Regions from separate parts of the Homo sapiens genome. Here region 2 is linked to region 1. A link is a contact called in ENCODE Hi-C or POLR2A ChIA-PET data. All regions are on one chromosome and are shown on one strand. Each heading gives the region's core, a stretch centred on a gene start or an enhancer-like site at or near the end of the contact. The rest is flanking DNA. Distances are from core to core; before and after follow the strand shown. Region 1 overlaps IPCEF1 (interaction protein for cytohesin exchange factors 1). Region 2 has its middle 68 kb from the start of CNKSR3.

Region 1 (3,845 bases), core at 968-3,467:
AAAAAAATTAATTAATTAATTAAATTTAATCCATGTAAAAAATAAATGGTAAATCTTCATTTGGGTGGATTCCTTTTCTGCATAAGTGAAACAGCTGAGATTCCCTTAAACAGGAGCCTAAATAAGTTTGGGTGAAAACACCTTAGTGTTTCCCCAGGAAATTATCACTTTATAAGCAGAAGCTTTTTTTTTATTCTGAAGACAGTTGAGCTATATTCAAAATCACAGATAATTTGTGTCAAAAAATGGTCCTTGCTTATTTGACTTGCAAAAAAAAAATGCCTCAAAAATGACAATCACAGAGGGCAAATCTTGAGAGAATGACAGTGTTCTTCTCTTCCTCCTCCTTTTCCTCCTCCTCCGCTTCTCCAGATCCCCTGTTGCCTATTATATTAACTAAAATAACTTTGTTGAATGGGATCCTTCTTCTTCAATTCCTAACTTTCTAAAAAGTTTCCTGCAGGCAGCCAAGCAGGGTGGCTCACGCCTGTAATCCCAGCGCTTTGGGAGGCCGAGGCAGAAAGATCACTTGAGCTCAGGAGTTCAAGACCAGCCCAGACAACATAGGCAGACCTTGTCTCTGTTTAAAAAAAAAAAAAAAGTTTCCTCCAGGTTCTATGCTGGTACCTGCAAGCTTCCCTCGAAATCCTGATGTAATAAAAAACTTGTTCTCCTGCCAGAGGTATCAAACCCATCGTTTGGCCATTGTACAAACTTCTCTTTCCAAATCTAGTCTTAAATTCAGAAGAAACACGTTCCTTTTCACTTTGTTTTATGATGTTCTATGATCTCAAACCTTTCTCCTCACAATTCAGCCCATCTAGTTTTCCCAGCATCTCTGATTTTGTTCATCTCAGTGGAGTGTCACGTACAGTTGCTGTCATTAGGCAGCATTAAATACATATTTTTATGAAAATGGCTGGTGTTACAACATTGGGGGGAAATGTAAAGGTTGCTGATCATCTCTTTGATCTCATGAATCACCTCTAGAGTATTTGTCTCCTTTAAACACTCTGCTCTTGGCCAGATGTGGTGGCTCATGCCTGTAATCTCAAGTGCTTTGGGCGGCCAAGGCGGGAGGATGACTTGAGGCCAGACGTTCAAGGCTGCAGTGAGCTGAGATGGTGCCACTTGCACTCCAGCCTGGGCTACAGAGTGAGACCCAGTCTCAAAACAAACAAACAAAAAACAGAGTAAAGGGTTCCAAGGTGTGAGCAAGGCAGGTTGCCTCCTGCTCCCTGGCCCTATAATGCCCTTCCTACCTCATTCCCCTAGATAAGTTTCCAGGATTCAACTTAGGTGTGACCATTTCCAAAACTTTTTCCCTATTCCCTTAAGTCTGGACTAGGTGCCCCCATGTCTGCCTCCAGCCCCAGGGGCGGCCCTCCCTTACAGGACCTCTCTTACTGTATTTAATTATCTGGTTGTTTGTCTGCTTCTCCAATGGATTGTGAGTACCTTGAAGGAAATAACTGTGTTGTTCATACATATTATTTATAAGGTGTGGAATAAATACATGTGAAATAAATAAATACATTTTTTGAATGAATGAATGAACTATAATCTTTTTCCTCTGACAATAAAGTGTTAAAATGAGATGCAGAAGGCAGTGTGGAAAAGTTTGCCGGTTTTTTTTTTTTTTTTTTTTTGAGACGGAGTCTCTCTCTGTCGCCCAGGCTGGACTGCAGTGGCGCGATCTTGGCTTACTGCAAGCTCCGCCTCCTGGGTTCACGCCATTCTCCCGCCTCAGCCTCCCGAGTAGCTGGGACTACAGGCACCCGCCACCACACCCGGCTCATTTTTTGTATTTTTTTTTTTTTAGTAGAGATGGGGTTCGCCGTGTTAGCCAGGACGGTCTCGATCTCCTGACCTCATGATCTGCCTGCCTTGGCCTCCCAATGTGCTGGGATTACAGGCGTGAGCCACCGTGCCCAGCAGTTTGTCAGTTTCTAAAAAAAGTAAGCATATAATTGCCATACAACTGAGCAATTCTACTCCTAGGTGTCTACCCAAGAGGAATGGATGCAAATGCCCATGCAAAGGTTTGCATGCAAATCGTTATAACAGCTTTATTCATAGTAACCTAGAACTGGAAACAACCTAAATGTCCATCAGCTACTAAATAGAATATGACACAGCCATACGACGAAATGCTATTTAATCATGAAAAGGAGCAAACCAGTGACGCTTGCTGAAACATGGATGAACCCTGAAAACATTCTGCTAAGTGAAAGTGAAACACAAGCGATCAGTTATGACTGTGTGATTCCATTTCTAGGAAGTGTCCAGAAAGGGCAAATCTATAGAGACAGAAAGCAGGACGGTGGTTGCCTGCGGTTGGGGGTGGGAACTGACTGTAAATGGGGATGGGGGATCTTATTGGTACAATACCAATTATTTAAAACTGATTTATTATGATGGTTGCATCACTTGGTAAATCTACCAAAAATGAATGAACTGCAAATTTGAATAGGGTGAACTTTATGATACATAAAATGTACCTTAATAAAGCTGTTTTTAAAAACATGAGGTTCATCAGTTATAACAAATCTCCCATGCAGATGGGGATATTGATAATGGGGAGGTTGTACATGAGTATGGGCGGGGATCATATGGGAAATATCTGTACCTTCCTCTTACTTTTGCTGTGAGCCTAAAACTGCTCTAAAAAAATTAAGTCTTTTAGAAATTAACTAAAACAGGACATCAGATTTTAGAATTTAAATGCAAAAATAAGTGTTCATTGCCATGATAACATTTGCCCTTTTCGTACCACAAGTATTTTGGAAAATATACAAAATTACTTCTTAGGTACCTACACATGTCAGAAAAGCAGAAGGGCTGACCAGGAGAAATGAGAGTGACGTGTATTCCCGAGTCTAAATAGGTCAAAGAGGACCAAGCCAGAAACAGATGAATGGTAATATAGGAAACTGTCATGTAGTTCCTGGTTAAAAAATGAAAAGTAATATTATATCTCTATTTTCAATGAAACCATAGTTCCTTAATTCTAAAACCCTGATTTCTTTACACTTCAATAATTCTGAAATCAGAAGACACCTTAGAATCTATGTATATTTTCATTGCAACATCTTCTCCCCTAAAACCTGTTATTAAATAAATTACAGGTCTTAAATAGAATCTTGAATTCAAGAAAAAAAAACAGCTAAAAAAATTTCTTTGTAATATACTTTTGTGTTTTTAAGTGAATATAGAATTGAAATTCTTGAAATTACATTGAGCAAATTTAATGAGGTTACCCAATGACTATCTGAATCAGCCGAAACTGCAAAAGTCTCCATTTCTCCATATAAATCTATTGTTTTCTCAGTTACTCCCCAAAACCCCCAGGGCACTGGAAACAGATGAGGTCTAAACTCTGAGCTGAGCTGCCCATTCTCATGCCGCCTTAGAACAGTTGTCTCTAGATTCTCACACTACACACAGACTCATGACCACTAGAGAAATCTGAATTATATTCTTTAAAATAGAAAGTAAAAGTAAAAGGAGATTGAAGAAAAGTTAGGATAAAATTCACTGTAAAAGTTCTAGTTCTATGGAGAAACAGTCATTCTCAAACACTGCTGGTGGTAATGCAAAATGGAACTCAACAGAAGGAAACTGGATAATAATCAGCAAAAATGCACTTGCCCATTGACCCAGAAATTCCACTTCTGGGATCTGTCCTAACTATACCTTGGAGAATATGTGGAATGACATGTACATTGCAGCATTGTTTGTATTTACAAAGGATTGCAAAGAATGCAAATGTCTGTCATCAGGTGACAGTTGAATACACTGTGGTATCCACACACAGTGAATAACTATGAAAAACGCCATACAAC
Region 2 (3,869 bases), core at 912-3,411, 350 kb after region 1:
GATATCCGCCTCACCATCGCTGAAGAGAGAGACAAAGACTGGCGGCCAAACCAAGCAGTGGGTGAAGTGGTCCCTGGGTGACATGTTAGATCTTTGTATGTAATTAAAAACAATGTGGCATGATTAAAAAAAAAAAAAAAGGCTGAGCGCTGTGGCTCACACCTGTAATCCCAGCACTTCGGGAGGCCAAGGCGAGCGAATCACCTGAGGTTGGGATTTCGAGTCCGGCCTGACCAACATGGAGAGACCCCATTTCTTCTAAAAATACAAAATTAGCTGGGCGTGGTTGCATATACCTGTAATCCCAGCTACTTGGGAGTCTGAGGCAGGAGAATCGCTTGAACCCAGGGGGCAGAGGTTGCAGTGAGCCGAGATCGCGCCATTGCACTCCAGCCTGGACAACAAGAGTGAAACTCCGTCCAAAAAAAAAAAAAAAAAAAAAAAACTGGAACTATTTATATCCTATCCTCTATGCCTGCACAGAAAAACTGAAGGGAACTTAACCTGAAATTCATATATTAATAGTACTGATTTCCACTGCCATGCCAAAGAGTAAGTAAAGAGTCAAGAGCCACTATGGTATAGAGGAAAGAGCATAGACTTGGACTTAAATCCACCTAGGCTCCAATTCCAGCTCCGATAATGATTAACTACATAGCTTTAAACAAATGATTTTACCCCTCTAAGCCTCATCTTTAAAAGGGGGATAATAATGCCTGCTCTGGAGCATTACAAAGATGAAATCAGATCATGTATATAAAGCATCTGATTCACTACAGAGGCCGAAAATGGATTATTATATTAATCACATCATAGAGAATCCTAACTAATCTAAAACACTGTGATATATGTGGGTTTTGTCTGAACCACAAAAAAATATTAAAATGGCCCATGCAAAATTGAAACAAGTAAACAAATAAACTGAAAGGAGCTTGTAAATAATCGGACAAACCTGTTTAGTCCAATTATCCCAAGACACATATTTGGTATCCATGAGAAACTGCTGGGGGTGGAATGAAAGGAGTATGGCGGAAGGTCAAAGTCAACTGCCTGTGGATGATTTCCTGGAAAAGTGTTTCTTTCCAGATCTCTTGTTTAGAGAGAGGTCAGACTGACCATGAAACACAGATGCTGAAGCCTCAAACATAGGATGTTCTACGAGGTCCAACCCAAAAAGGGAAATGCATTTTGATGATCCAGCAAGAAATTCTTATTAGTGCAGGAACTCTTGCCCACCATCTGCCAAGGGAGGCTATAATGGCATTGTTGACTCCCACACAGCAAGCAGAGCCTTAATCATGTTTTACTAGGCCTCACAGATCACAGGAGCAGGCATGCCCTCTTAGCCCCAGGCCTGGCACCACCCCTGCAAGGTAAGTAGTTTACAGGTGTGTCTGGGTCTACTTCAGGTCGGTCAGTTTAAGACAGCTCCACAGGACCTTAACCCAGAGAAGGAGGTCAGCCCCAGGCAGAAGCTCCCACACCAAGGAAGAAAAAGCTGGGCACCAGCTTTTTCACTATCTCCTGGGCACCAAACTAAATGATGTTTAGACTAGACTGGAAGGAATGACAACAAATCCAAAAGAAAAGTAAAAATTGGAAATAGTATTAAGAGCAAAAACTTGTTGTTGTCTAATCAGGATAAGCAGCAAAACGTACATTGCATTCAGATGTGCAGGCCAGTGATCTATAGCCTTTGCAGGCTTTGGGTCCTTTCAACAGGCCACTTCTCCTCCTCGTCATCACTTACCACAGCAGCAGTGTAGGTTATTATGGTGCTGTGTGGCTTGCAAAGCATTCTGGAACACACGGTTTTGTTACAATCCTCAACGCAATCTGATGAACAAGGTTATTATTGTCCTCATTTTAAGGGTGAGGCCATTGAGACTCAGAAGAAAAAAATTAATTGATTTACACCAGGATCCACATGAAATAGATTTGGGAGCAGAGATTTGGACCCTGGGCTCCTGACACCAAGTTTTATTTTTGTGGCTACACATTTCATATTGTTGCGGATCTTTAATTGACAAACGTGGTCCCACATTGGCATTGCAGCTGCCTGGTGGGAGTGGGACAAAGTGCATTCTACCTGTGGCTCTGGGCTAAAGCCACGTCACCACATAGGAGAGTAGGTAGCTCAGAGAATCAGTCCAAATAGGCTAAGTGGTCATCAGTCCAGAACTCAAGTTGCCAAATCTAAGGAAATGAGGTCTGAAAGTGGGATCTGAGCCAAACCAATAAAGTCTCAAAAGCCAAGGTGATCCTGGGTAACTGTGTTCTCTTACTAGGCAAAAGTAAGAGAGAGGCTTTTTTCCTCAGTTTCAGTAAAGTACAAAGTGTGGTTTGAACAGGATTAGTTGGAAATGTCTTTGAACCTATTAATAGAGTTGAAATAAATCATCTGCAACTTTATTTATGCATTTCCTCAAGGTCCTTAAGTATGGAACCCTGACCGAAAGATTTTGATAGAGGCTTTTGCTTTTGTGTTATACTCTCTAAAATTGTCATAACTTGTTTTACTAGTTAATGGAAAGGTGTGATGTCACAACTCTCACAATGTGAGGGACGTGTGGGCATTTCCTTTGATTGCCAGTTTTTCTCCACAAACCATAGTAAACGTAGGCTCCATGAGAACAGGGATTCTTGTCTGAGTCACTCGTGAATCCTCAATACTTGGCACATAATAGAACTCAATAAATATTTTTTATCTGTTGTATGAATAGTGGTGACATTTTACATTGTCTTTTGGCAGAAAGAGGTACTTCTTTTAAATCTTAACTAAAAATAGATTCACTTATTATAAAATAAGTTAATTATCTTGGCAAAACATCATGTATCTCCCCCCTTTCCCTGATGATGAAAGTTGTAATGAAGACATAACTTATTTATTGCTTTTCCAAGAGCATGTGGGCCTCAGGATTACTCCATGGTTATGCATCCAACAGACAAAATATGTTACGTGTGAAAGGTACTAATTATGTAGGTGGTGGTTTTCAATAAGGGTCAAGGATCCCATATCACAGTCTTACCCAAGGAGTTATGGTTCCACATCTTACGTGAATTTTCTGTAAGGAAAAACCTGTTTATATTATCTGAGCCCAGAACTTAACTCCATTTTACATATGAACACAAAGCATTTTTGCTCTGTGTTAATATATAAGGAATTTCCAGGAATGCAAATATCATGTAAACTGAGGAAAGATTGAGACTTGTTTTGTTTGAAAATTTACCAAAAGTAATTGACTATTGAAGAAAATCACCATCAACAAGTGCTTATGGTATTGGAGGCACCAATAAAAGAGCAGCTGTCTCAGTTTTTGTAACTATTGCATTTACGATGATAACATATTAACTTTCAAATTTACTTATTTAGACTTTCACTTCCATTTATGAAAAATTAACAGCTACAGGAATTATCCTTCTTCCATGCACAAATTGAAAATTTGGCAAAATATATGAAACAACAGTTTTCAGACATTAAACAACTGGTAATGCTGTGGGACTGTGAACCCTGAAAGAAGAGAATCAATTGAGCTGAATGATGTGATTGCCCCAGCTTCCTGCCTGGAGGCAGTTTTCAAGCCACAGCATGCAGCCAACAGTCTCACTGAGTTAAGGAAACAGAGATCAAAGTTAAGGAAGGCAAGGTGGCTAGATTTGTGGGACAAAGTACTGGAAAGGAGAAAGCTGCACAGAGAGAAAGAGAGAGAAAGAGAGCACACTCTCAAGATTTGCAAAGGGTTCTCTCAAATCTTTGACTAAATACTAATAATAAATATGATATCTCATAGGGAAGAAAAAAACACTAGATAGGTTTGATAGCAATTTACACACTGTAGAAGAGAAGATCAGTATTCTTGATGACATAG

Evidence for each region. A loop is a pair of places that touch in the nucleus more often than their neighbours do. ChIA-PET counts read pairs that join two places held with the same protein, here RNA polymerase II (POLR2A).
Region 2: a loop to region 1 is called in a map of heart right ventricle, with 3 times the contacts of the local background. The contact joins two enhancer-like sites. A Hi-C loop is called at or near these places in 1 of 168 maps with a recorded cell type or tissue (heart right ventricle). POLR2A ChIA-PET finds 5 or more read pairs at or near these places in 3 of 52 experiments (Panc1, T-cell and activated T-cell).

What each region holds. Positions count from the first base shown.
Region 1 is chr6:154,227,719-154,231,563 of GRCh38, forward strand. All of the region lies in intron 5 of IPCEF1 (interaction protein for cytohesin exchange factors 1), which reads right to left. It also overlaps a transcript of OPRM1 not described here. Among named protein-coding and RNA genes, the nearest start is that of IPCEF1, 130 kb to the right of the region's middle. Within about 2 kb of position 2,218, at least 2 of the 41 ENCODE cell types and tissues checked have a DNase peak (open chromatin) inside an H3K27ac peak, as active enhancers do.
Region 2 is chr6:154,577,015-154,580,883 of GRCh38, forward strand. It overlaps the pseudogene RPS4XP8. Among named protein-coding and RNA genes, the nearest start is that of CNKSR3, 68 kb to the left of the region's middle. Within about 2 kb of position 2,162, at least 4 of the 41 ENCODE cell types and tissues checked have a DNase peak (open chromatin) inside an H3K27ac peak, as active enhancers do.